3 separate regions of the Homo sapiens genome follow, and regions 1 and 2 are each linked to region 3. A link is a contact called in ENCODE Hi-C or POLR2A ChIA-PET data. All regions are on one chromosome and are shown on one strand. Each heading gives the region's core, a stretch centred on a gene start or an enhancer-like site at or near the end of the contact. The rest is flanking DNA. Distances are from core to core; before and after follow the strand shown.

The links. Hi-C counts contacts between places; a loop is a spot of excess contacts on that map. ChIA-PET counts read pairs that join two places held with the same protein, here RNA polymerase II (POLR2A). Pooled maps may share reads with other maps.
Region 1: a map of IMR-90 shows a loop between it and region 3 (2.2-fold over the local background). The contact joins two enhancer-like sites. A Hi-C loop is called at or near these places in 3 of 168 maps with a recorded cell type or tissue (IMR-90, endothelial cell of umbilical vein and heart right ventricle) and 2 of 50 pooled maps. POLR2A ChIA-PET finds 5 or more read pairs at or near these places in 2 of 52 experiments (AG04449 and Caco-2).
Region 2: a map of Calu3 shows a loop between it and region 3 (2.6-fold over the local background). The contact joins two enhancer-like sites. A Hi-C loop is called at or near these places in 2 of 168 maps with a recorded cell type or tissue (Calu3 and transverse colon). POLR2A ChIA-PET finds 5 or more read pairs at or near these places in 3 of 52 experiments (BJ, CD8-positive, alpha-beta T cell and H1).

What each region holds. Positions count from the first base shown.
Region 1 is chr10:126,930,313-126,933,333 of GRCh38, reverse strand. All of the region lies in intron 1 of DOCK1 (dedicator of cytokinesis 1), which reads right to left. Among named protein-coding and RNA genes, the nearest start is that of DOCK1, 26 kb to the right of the region's middle. Within about 2 kb of position 1,592, at least 3 of the 41 ENCODE cell types and tissues checked have a DNase peak (open chromatin) inside an H3K27ac peak, as active enhancers do.
Region 2 is chr10:127,012,098-127,015,465 of GRCh38, reverse strand. It overlaps DOCK1 (dedicator of cytokinesis 1), which reads right to left. Exons shown (of 52, transcript NM_001290223.2): 12 at 3,092-3,234. It overlaps DOCK1-AS1 (DOCK1 antisense RNA 1), which reads left to right. Exons shown (of 5, transcript NR_188215.1): 4 at 303-456; 5 at 1,749-1,968. Among named protein-coding and RNA genes, the nearest start is that of DOCK1-AS1, 13 kb to the left of the region's middle. Within about 2 kb of position 1,990, at least 11 of the 41 ENCODE cell types and tissues checked have a DNase peak (open chromatin) inside an H3K27ac peak, as active enhancers do.
Region 3 is chr10:126,971,155-126,974,607 of GRCh38, reverse strand. All of the region lies in intron 2 of DOCK1 (dedicator of cytokinesis 1), which reads right to left. Among named protein-coding and RNA genes, the nearest start is that of DOCK1-AS1, 54 kb to the left of the region's middle. Within about 2 kb of position 1,432, at least 4 of the 41 ENCODE cell types and tissues checked have a DNase peak (open chromatin) inside an H3K27ac peak, as active enhancers do.

The sequences.
Region 1 (3,021 bases), core at 343-2,842, 41 kb after region 3:
TGGCACTTACAGTAACAGCTTCACCCAACGAAAGGTGTCCACTGGGAGAGGCTGCCGCTGTAGGCATCTACTACACAGCACAAACATTAACCATTTTGATCAGAAACATTTGTTTCCCCTAAAATAAAGTTGTACTTTCACCTCAACGCACCCACAAGAGCTGCAAATCTCAACACCTCCACAGAATCTGTCCTGATTGTGGGAAGCCCTGCCACATTGGCAGCCTCCCAGAGGAAGGTCCCCACATCAAGGCCCTGGCCCTGGGCCTTCTGCTTGTCCAGACATCCAAAGCCAAGGTCCTCCCAGTCCTCCTCCACAAGCTCAAAAATGCCTCAGACTCCTCCACATATATCCAGGCCAACCTATGGAAAAAGGACTGAAGGACACATATACGAGAGACCCCAGAGCAGGAGGGGAGGAGTTGGCCAGGAGCTGACGGTGACACTGGGCCCAGTTCTTGGCCTGATCTGAACTCTGGGCACCTGCGGTGAGGGAAAGTTCCCCCAAGTCTGGCAGTAATTGAACCAAATGTCAAGCGGAGAGGGACTTGGAGATATTCTGCAGTCGCCTGTGCCCTGTGCATCAGCCAGTGGCCCAGTGCGCCCACCTCTACCAGTGAGGGCCGTGGTACTTCAGCGACGGTCCACCCCTTACCTACCACAAAGGGCCTCCTAAGCTCAGCTCAACAGGGGCTCTGGAACCTGCACTGCTGGGCCTTGTTTCCCCTGGTGCCACCAGACCAGGTCCCACCCGCTGCTCCAAGACAGAGTCCCACACGGCCACATATCCTGGTGTCTCCGCCTCTCCAAACCTCACAGCTGCAGTGTTCCAATGCTCCTCCAGTTCAGCCTGGAATGGTGCTAATTTTACTTTTCGAGAAATCCTATCAGCCTGTTGATTGGGTTTAGTCAAAAGCAATCTCTAGGTCTTCCCGGGAGGACAGGATTTTTGTTTGTTCTGTTTTTTGGAGACACGGGTCTTACTATTTTGCTCAGGCTGGGCTTGAACTCATAATCGTCCTGCCTCAGCCTTCGGCATAGCTGAGACTAGGCGCATGCCAACACACCCCGCCCCAGCATGGCTTTGAAGGCCCTTCTCTGCTATTTTGCAGTCATCAGCTGATCCAAGTCCCTAATTTTAAACTTCACATTTAGCCTGCAGGAGGTTCCTTCAATGCTAGGCCTGTGGGCTCAGATAATCAAGCACTCTGAATACTGATTCTGGAGTTCAGCTTTGACTATCCTCAACCTTCCAGAATCCACACATCCAATACGTAGCATCTCAGGAGTCATCAGCGTCTCCATCAATATTCTATGAACTGTCTCAGTGGCCCACTTTTATTCCATCTTGCTAACAAAAGACTTAATGCCTTTCTACTACCTGACAATTCTTTGTTACCTTTCTAAGTAACCTCTGGAAGGGGAGATTGAGTTTGAGCTGGCTGGGCTAATAATAATGCCAGGTACTCTGTACCAGGCACAAGATTAAGCACTTTCCAGTGACTCTGCATCCTCCCGAAGCCCAGGGAGAGCAGGGGCCACGCATATCCTCAGTCGATAGATGAAGACACATTGGTTCCTGGAAGTGACAGGAAGGCCGTCCGCCAGAGCCTGACTGCATAAACTCTGTGCTGTACCACCTCCCGCTTCAGAATGGCTTCCCTGAAATACATGGGAATGTGGAGCTGGAAAACTCCTGGAAAGTCGACCACCCCATTCAACAGATGAGGCCCCACCCCAACCCCAGTGGGGGCTTCTGTCTTTGGATTCTATCCATGCCTCTCCAAGTCTGAGCCCATGAGAGGCTTCCAGCAAAAACACACTGTTGTGTTCCCTGTGCTCAGCTCAGCTCGGGCTCCTGAACCTGCACTTCTGGGCCTCGCTTCCCCCGGTGCCACCAGACCAGGTACCACCCACTGCTCCAAGACAGACTTCCACACAGAGAAGGATCAGCCATGCATCCTGGTGTCTTCACCCCTCCAAACCTCACAGCTGCACAGCGTGCAAATGCTCCTCCAGGACAGCCTGGAATGGTATTCATTTTAATTTTATAGAAAGTGAAAGTATCCCGTCTGGACTTCTCCCCCTGGCTTCTATCCATGTCTCTCCAAGTCTAAGCTCATGAGAGGCTTGCAGTGAAAACACACTGTTGTCTCTCCCACCCACCATCCTCTGGGATTATACTGCCCAGATCTTATTTCCGAGATACTCCATCCCTCCTGGGTCAGAGACCTGGCTCGGTGGGCGTGCAGCAACTAGCCCAAGAGAATTCCCAACTCCAAAATAAACTGGCTTCCTGGGGCCCCCATCCTCGACGCAGGGAATCTGATGCTGGCACTGCCCATGGGCAGGGGAGATGGGCCCTTGCAGGATCTGATGAAGAGACAGGGAGTCCGTCCTCTATCAGCTCCCCTTTCATGTCCTCAGGTCAAGCATCTCAAAACTGTCAGAAACCACCTGATGTCCAAATAGCCAAAAACCCAGTAGGGGGTACTCACCTAGAGAAAACCAGGGACTGGGCCCCGAGTCCTTGTGCTGATGTCCACACTTCTCTGCCATGGCTAATGCAATCGGGGCAGCACAGGCAGCTTTGTCTCTACATGTCTTAGATGCCAACCTTGGCAAAACCTTGCCTTGGCCTGGACTCCTGTGCACGAGGCCAGTGACCCCAGGCCAGGCCTTGCCCATGCAAGGCCTTCAACCACAGAATCAGAATCTCCAGTCTCACAAGGCTGGAGAGGGCCAGCCCTGGAAATGCAGGAGGAGGCGCTGCATCCCCTCTAAGGAGACAGAACAGCAAAGCGGCCAAGAGGACCACCGGCGCCCATGCCAACCCACCCGGGAAGGGCACCTGTTCCCCACCCCGATGGTCACGGGGAAGGCTCAGGGAGGTAAGAAGTGAAGCACGTAGTGCAGGCCTGGGCCAGAGGAAGTTCAGCCAGCCTTTGCTGCTGTGTCCAAGAATCGTGCAACTAAATGAAACACAGAAGTGCCACGTGACCCCGCAATTCCACTCCGAGGT
Region 2 (3,368 bases), core at 741-3,240, 40 kb before region 3:
TTGAGAGCTCACAAGGGGACAGAGACCTCAGAGATAACAGGGGAAATGGAAAACTGGGACAGATGGTGCCCATGCAGCCACAGGGCTCCTGGTGGGAGACGGGGGCAGAGGGGGCGGGGGCGCTCAGGGAGAGGGCCGATGCTGGGAGGCAGAAGGGTGAAGATGAATGGGAGACGAAGACCAGAGGGAGAGGCCACATAGACAGAGACAGATGTATTACTCAGGGTAGGACTGCTTCTTGGTGTTTCTTTTCTTTCCTTTTTTTTTTTAAATATTTTTTTTCTTTTTCCTTTCTTTTTAAGATATGAAATTCCAGATCATGGGAGGGAGAGTTTGAAGAAGGAAGAACCACCAATAGAAAGCGGTCCCCAAAGAGGTATCGGGGATGGCACCCAGACAGGAGCACATGTACCACTGCCCAGAATGTGCATTTCACTAGACAAGTGACCACAAAAGGCAAGTGGGAGCTAAACCCTGCCTCTACTCGCTCACAGAGCCACAGGTCCTGGCGCTGGCTGCATCTCCCTACTCACCTGGTTGATGAGGCCCCTTTTTCTAATTCACACAAAAGCACCCTGAGCTAACAGCAGCTCCAGACCTGCAGAATAGGTAAGCAGACAGATGGGCAAAGGGCCAGGCACTTCCTCACCCTAACCCCCAGCCCTGGCCTCCGGGAGAGCAAACCAAAGCCCAGACCCTGACAGAAGAGCCTGAGGAACTGGCACCGTGGCTCACAGGGAGCTGGTCTTCCCTGGGACACCAGGATGCAGCTAAGAGTTTCTCAAATCTCAGGAGTTTGAGTCCAAAAGCCTCCCTGGAGAATGAATGTCCACAAAATATATCTTACAGAAAGATGCTCTTTGAAGGATTGCAGGATGTGGTGAGGTCATTATCTACAGAGGTCAAAGGTTGAGACATGAGGATGGAACACTTAACACTTAATATTAGAAATCCTGTGTTTCAAACACCTTTCTCAGAAACGCCGGCCTGCGCAAATATCTTAATACATAAACTAATGCACTAGTGACACATTAAATTTATTACCACACGCTTTAAAAATGGAAATTAAATGTTCCTGATTATGCTGTGTTTTAAATGCTTTTCTCACAGGAGAAAAAAGTGCATTTGGGGTTGACATTTGCTTAAGCAGAATAACTAAAAACAAAGAGGATTAGCATACATTCTATCTCAAACAACAGAACCAGATGTCTGGAGTCTTCATGAATTCACTGTCCACATAAAATGTCCCACACCTCTGGGTTCAGGGATCAGAATAATTTGGATTAAATATTCAGGATTTTTGTCTCTTGTGAAGAGGAAACATGTTGGCATAAACCAAAAACTGGCCAAGGCCAAGTGGTGAGCTCAAGAGACAGGAGGCGCATGTGGACAGAGGTGTGAAAAAACCCAGTGGTTCTCTCTGAAGATGAGTATCTCCTCCATGTCCCTTCCACTCCTGGGGCCGCTAACAGTCACTTGACAGACAAGCAAGGATCAGGTTAAGCCTGGGCTGCTGGTGATAAAATGAGCGCCGGTGGGCAGCGCCCTGCAGTCCCGGCGGCCGATCTGTGTGGCTGCCCTCACTGGCCACATCACTCACCTCTGACCTGAATTCCACCCACCATTGTGCCCTGGAGAAAATTCAGGTTCAAGGAAAACAAGCACTAGTCATGTTGCCTAAGGCCATTCTGATTCAGGAAGTCACCTGTGATCCCCTTGACAAAACTATCACTGTTCTTCTCCCTCAGTTTTCACTGTGACTTGAAAATGCCCACTCCTCCCAGAAGTTCAAGGAACTGGACCCCCGGACATGAGCCCAAGGTTCGCCGGCTTCAAAGATCCTGGCCACACACCAGTGAGCCTGGCAGAGGCAGGCTTCTGGTCCTCTTTCCCAGTGATTTCCTGCTGGCCTGACACCAAACTCCACTTTCCCTGAATGACTCTAATAAAAGTTTATCAAAACTCCGATGACTGCAAAAGAAACTGGAGATCCGAGGGCAGTCCCAGCTCGAAGCACTGAAGGATCGGCTGGCAACCTTTGCACTGGCACTCCCAGCCTGAGAGTGACTCCAATCTAAACAGCCCTAATTGGACCTCCCCGTGGTTTTCAATTAAAGTGTAAATTGGGAGGGCTGTTAATTTAGGAGAAGATGGGTCCTGGGTCAGCTGAAAATCGCTCTGTCTGCAGAGGCCACATCTCATTAACGTTCTGGGTTGGGGTTTTTGTCCTGCTACTGTTTGCCAGAAAGGGGGGTAGTTCACACCAGAAGAAAGCTGGAGGTCCCTGCAGATCCCTAGGAAGGCTCATTCTCTAAAACATTCTTCAGGCTCAATTCACATTCTCCTTTAGAACAGTGGAAATGAATCAAGATAATTGTTTTTTAAAAGTCTAGTGACATAAGGTAGCTGGACGATGAAGCAGGTCTGTTCACCTAAGCTCTACCGCGTTTACGGGCAGTCTGCATGGATCAGGGAGTGAGACGGTCAAGTTCTGAAGGTGACTTCCCCTTGGGCTGGAGGCGGGGCCTCAGTCACAGTTGTTTCCTGGCAGCCCTCCTGGCCAGCCAAGTGCCAACTGTCACCAGCCCGAGGTGACTGATTCATTCCTTCTGCCAGCAGCAGGTCAGCTGCTCAGAAACGTGTCAGTGCAGGATTAAAAACAGTGAGTGTGAGGCGGAGTGTAGGGGCGGAGAAATCACTTAAATGACAGAACTCAGGGGAGCAAGTCTGCACAAATGAAATCACCTTCTTAGGGAGACCAGCAGGGAAGACCCAGAACAGGCAAAGATTAGCACACAACACGGGCAGAGGGAGTTACGCCTACCGCCTGCATGTTCCTCTAAACTTCTAATCTGACCCCACTCTCCATCCAGGAGTGGGCTCTCAGCAATGTTCACAAAGGTGACGGGCAAGAAAACCATCATGCACTGTACACAGGGGCAACTGTCACACACATTCTCCACCACGATCACTGTCATCCCCATCATTATCACCACCATCATGATCAACATCAAACTAAAACCAACCCAGACAGCACTGCCCCAACGCATGCAAATACACGCTGATAGAAACAAAATAGGAAAATACGTACCCTGCCCCTTGTGGTTGACTTCTTTGGCAGCGATGACTTTGTTTATAACAGTCTGAAGGAAGTCATTCTCCCCTGCCACCCTGGGTGAAAAACGGGATGACATGTTCAGCGGCTTGTGTCGAATGGCGTCGTCCAACGCGAGCCTGGAGGGCACGGGACGACCAAGACCACAGGAGACAAAGGGGCACAGAGACCCATGGGCCACGGTAACAAGGGAACATAAGAGATCATCGTCACCGAGTGCGAGAGGGAGGCATCATGAGTCAACGCACGACAA
Region 3 (3,453 bases), core at 183-2,682:
GGGGCACAGCAAAGAGGGGATGAGGCTGGAAGGAGAAAGATTCACAGCTGTTACAGAATTAACTTCTCCCTGGCACGGCTTGCAAGTGGCCTCCACGTAGTCAACCAACCTGCTCCAAAAAAAGAGACATCCACCCAGGGAACAGGCAAATACAGGCAAGACACAGGTCCCAAACTCGGGGAGGACACAGTCCAGCACAGGAAAATGGCGGTCTAGTCATTTTAGAAGAAAATGCATCACTATCCCTTTTAAAGAGTTGAATAAATTAAGTTTGAATGTGGCTGAATCAAAAGGACAATTTCCTCAACTTTGGGCAATGCCTGCAGCTTGCCTCTGGTGCAGCATCTCACCCTGGGGACGCTATGGAAGCCCTGGGGACCCTATGGAAACGAGTCGACAGCAGGATTGGCACGCCCTTGACCAGACAAGAGTCACTCAATCAACACTGGGGCCTGGCCTCACCTCTCCTATCTGGAGGTAGGACATTGTTTAAAGGCAGGGGTCTGCACGAATGAGCTCTCAAAGCTCTTTCCACTTCCACCATGAGCTAGAAAGCTCATTTTCTTTGTTCTATGCTGTAAGCCTTCGTGAGCTCAAGAAAGAGAAATTAACCACAACTTGAAGGTAAATTTAGTCTTTGAACCCTAAAATAAAGATTTATCATCTAGAAATTATAGCCTCTGGAGCAAGCTCTGTAATATCCTGGAAAGGATCATAGAAAAAAAGAAAATCAAACTTGCTAAACCAAAAAGTCATCTTAGAGGAAAAGGAGAGCCAAGGAAAGAAAAAGAAAATGCCAGACTCTAATACAAGCCATGAAATTTAGATAAAACAAGAGGAAGATATTGGAAAACAAATGGAAGTACATTATTCTCTTTTTATTTAATGACAAAAAGTCACCACACTCCCCAAAGTCAAAACTATTAATACTTCTCCAAATGCATTTCTCTGATTAGATTCAGATTAAAACCAAAAAGTTAGTTGTCAAGGAACGGAAATTCATTTTATGCTAAAGAGTCTTTACAAAGACTGAAATATTTTCATCAGAATCTAGAAAGAATGACTAGCCCAGAAAATTAATGTTCACTGTAGATCTCTTATCATGATGTCAGCCAAAAAGTCAAATGCCTGCAATCAGATATTTTTGAAGTTACACGTATTACAAGGACCACTGACATGCCCGAGGAGTCCACTGTTTAAAAAACACATTCCTCAGCTGGGCATGGTGGTGGGCACCTGCAATCCCAGGTACTCAGGATGCTGAGGCAGGAGAATCCCTTGAACCCAGGAGGCAGAGGTTGCAGTGAGCTGAAATTGCACCACCATACTCCAGCCCGGGCGACAGAGCGAGCCTCCATCTCAAAAAAAAAAAAACCACCACCACACACGCATTCCTCTTATGAAGCAAAGAACAAAAATGCAGTCTCCACAGGCCCAGGGGCCACAGGAAATCATTAACTATTCAGGAATGACATCATTGCCCAGTGTTTATTAACCAGGATTTCAACTTCAACTGACCGGCAGCAAAAGTAAAACAAGATACAAGAGCATTTCCCTTCAAATCAGAAAAGTGTCTGAGATGAGCGGTTTGATCCTTAACCTCTACTTAATTTCTCTCTGTCTCCTCTCAGACACATGCAGTATATACTGAGAGGAGATAAGGGAACACAGCTGTCAGCTGTAAACACGGAAAACAAGCAGAAGACCCCATCACAACTACTCATCCGCTTAAGGACTGGGGCTGGTTTTTGCAGAGCTGCACTGGCTTCCACGCAGAGGCCACTAAAGTCGATTTTTTTTTTCAGACAGGACTTTTTTAGGGAAGGTACAGCATGCATCAGATGGGGAAATAAGGGCCATGAACATGGATCTGTTAGTAGGTCTGTGTTTCTCAGAGGAGTCTACCAGGAGCTGGTCACAGTTTGCCTCGAGCAGGAAGCTGGGCATACTTCATTCCTTGTAAAGTGGATTTCAAGTTGGAAGTTCAATTTGCTGATTACTACGGGATGTCTTCAATTTCCCCTCTCACCCCCAACCTCCCATGTGGAAGGGTTTTGCTAAAAAACCTCTGTGAAAAAGCAGTTTTTCTACTGAAATTATCCTTTTTATTCATATGCTATATGGGAACCACCCTTTCAAGCAGGAAATTAAGCCGACAACAATAAGAAAACACAATCTCACCAAAACCTCCAGATCTGAACAGTCTTTAAAAAATCAAGCCCATCATTTCTTCCCTTCTGTGCAACAATAACCACAGCATAAAATGAAATATGGCATGCTCAAATTATTTGCAAACACAAAATATAAAAACAAATTGTCTGAAAAGCCAAGGACATTGGAAAACCACTGTCACCAATAGTTTATTTATTGGATAATTATAACAATTGCTTCAGGACGGGCACGGTGGCTCATGCCTGTAATCCTAGCACTTTGGGAGGCCGAGGCGGGCAAATCACCTGAGGTTGGGAGTTCAAGACCAGCCTGACCAACAAGGAGAAACCCCGTCACTACTAAAAATACAAAATTAGGTGGGTACAGTGACACATGCCTGTAATCCCAGCTACTCAGGAGGCTGAGGCAGGAGAATCGCTTGAACCTGGGAGGCAGAGGCTGTGGTGGGCCAAAATCGCGCCATTGCACTCCAGCCTGGGCAACAAGAGCAAAACTCCGTCTCAAAAAAAACAAAAAAAAATATTGCTTCATTGGACGGCATCCCATATAACTATGATAAATCTCTGTTCATCCCAAGAAAATGGGGATTACAGGTTTAAAAAAAAAGGAAAGGATGAAAATTGGGGTTCCTCTGAGACATATACTGCTAACAAATCTAAGTGAGGACATTAAAAGAAGAAATCTTAGTTCACATCAAACACATCAAAACAATGAAGCAGGCTAGGCACAGTGGCTCACGCCTGTAATTCCAGCATTCTGAGAGGCTGAGGCAGGCAAATCACTTGAGCTCAGGAGTTCAGGACCAGCCTGGGCAACATGGTGAAATCCTGTCTCTACAAAAAATATAAATAATTAGCTGAGTGTGGCAGCATGCACCTGTAGTCCCAGCTACTTGGGAGCCTGAGGTGGCAAGACTGCTTGAGCCCAAGATGGGGAGGCTGCCTGCGGTGAGCTCTGATTGTGCCACTGCACTCCAACCTGCACGATGGAGCAAGACCCTGTCTCAAAACAACGAAGTAAACTATCTTAAACCTATTTTTTATCAAGTGGTCAACTGTTAACAATCAAGATTTATACACACTTGGCCAGGCAGAGTGGACCACACCTGTAATCCCAGTACTTTGGGAGGCTGAGGTGGGCAGATCATTTGAGGTCAGGAGTTCGAGACCAGCCTGACCAACAGGGTGAAATGCAGTCTCTACTAAAAATACAAAAAAATTTGCCAGGCATGGTGGCGGGCACCTGTAATCCCAGCTACTCGGGAGGCTAAAGCATGAGAGT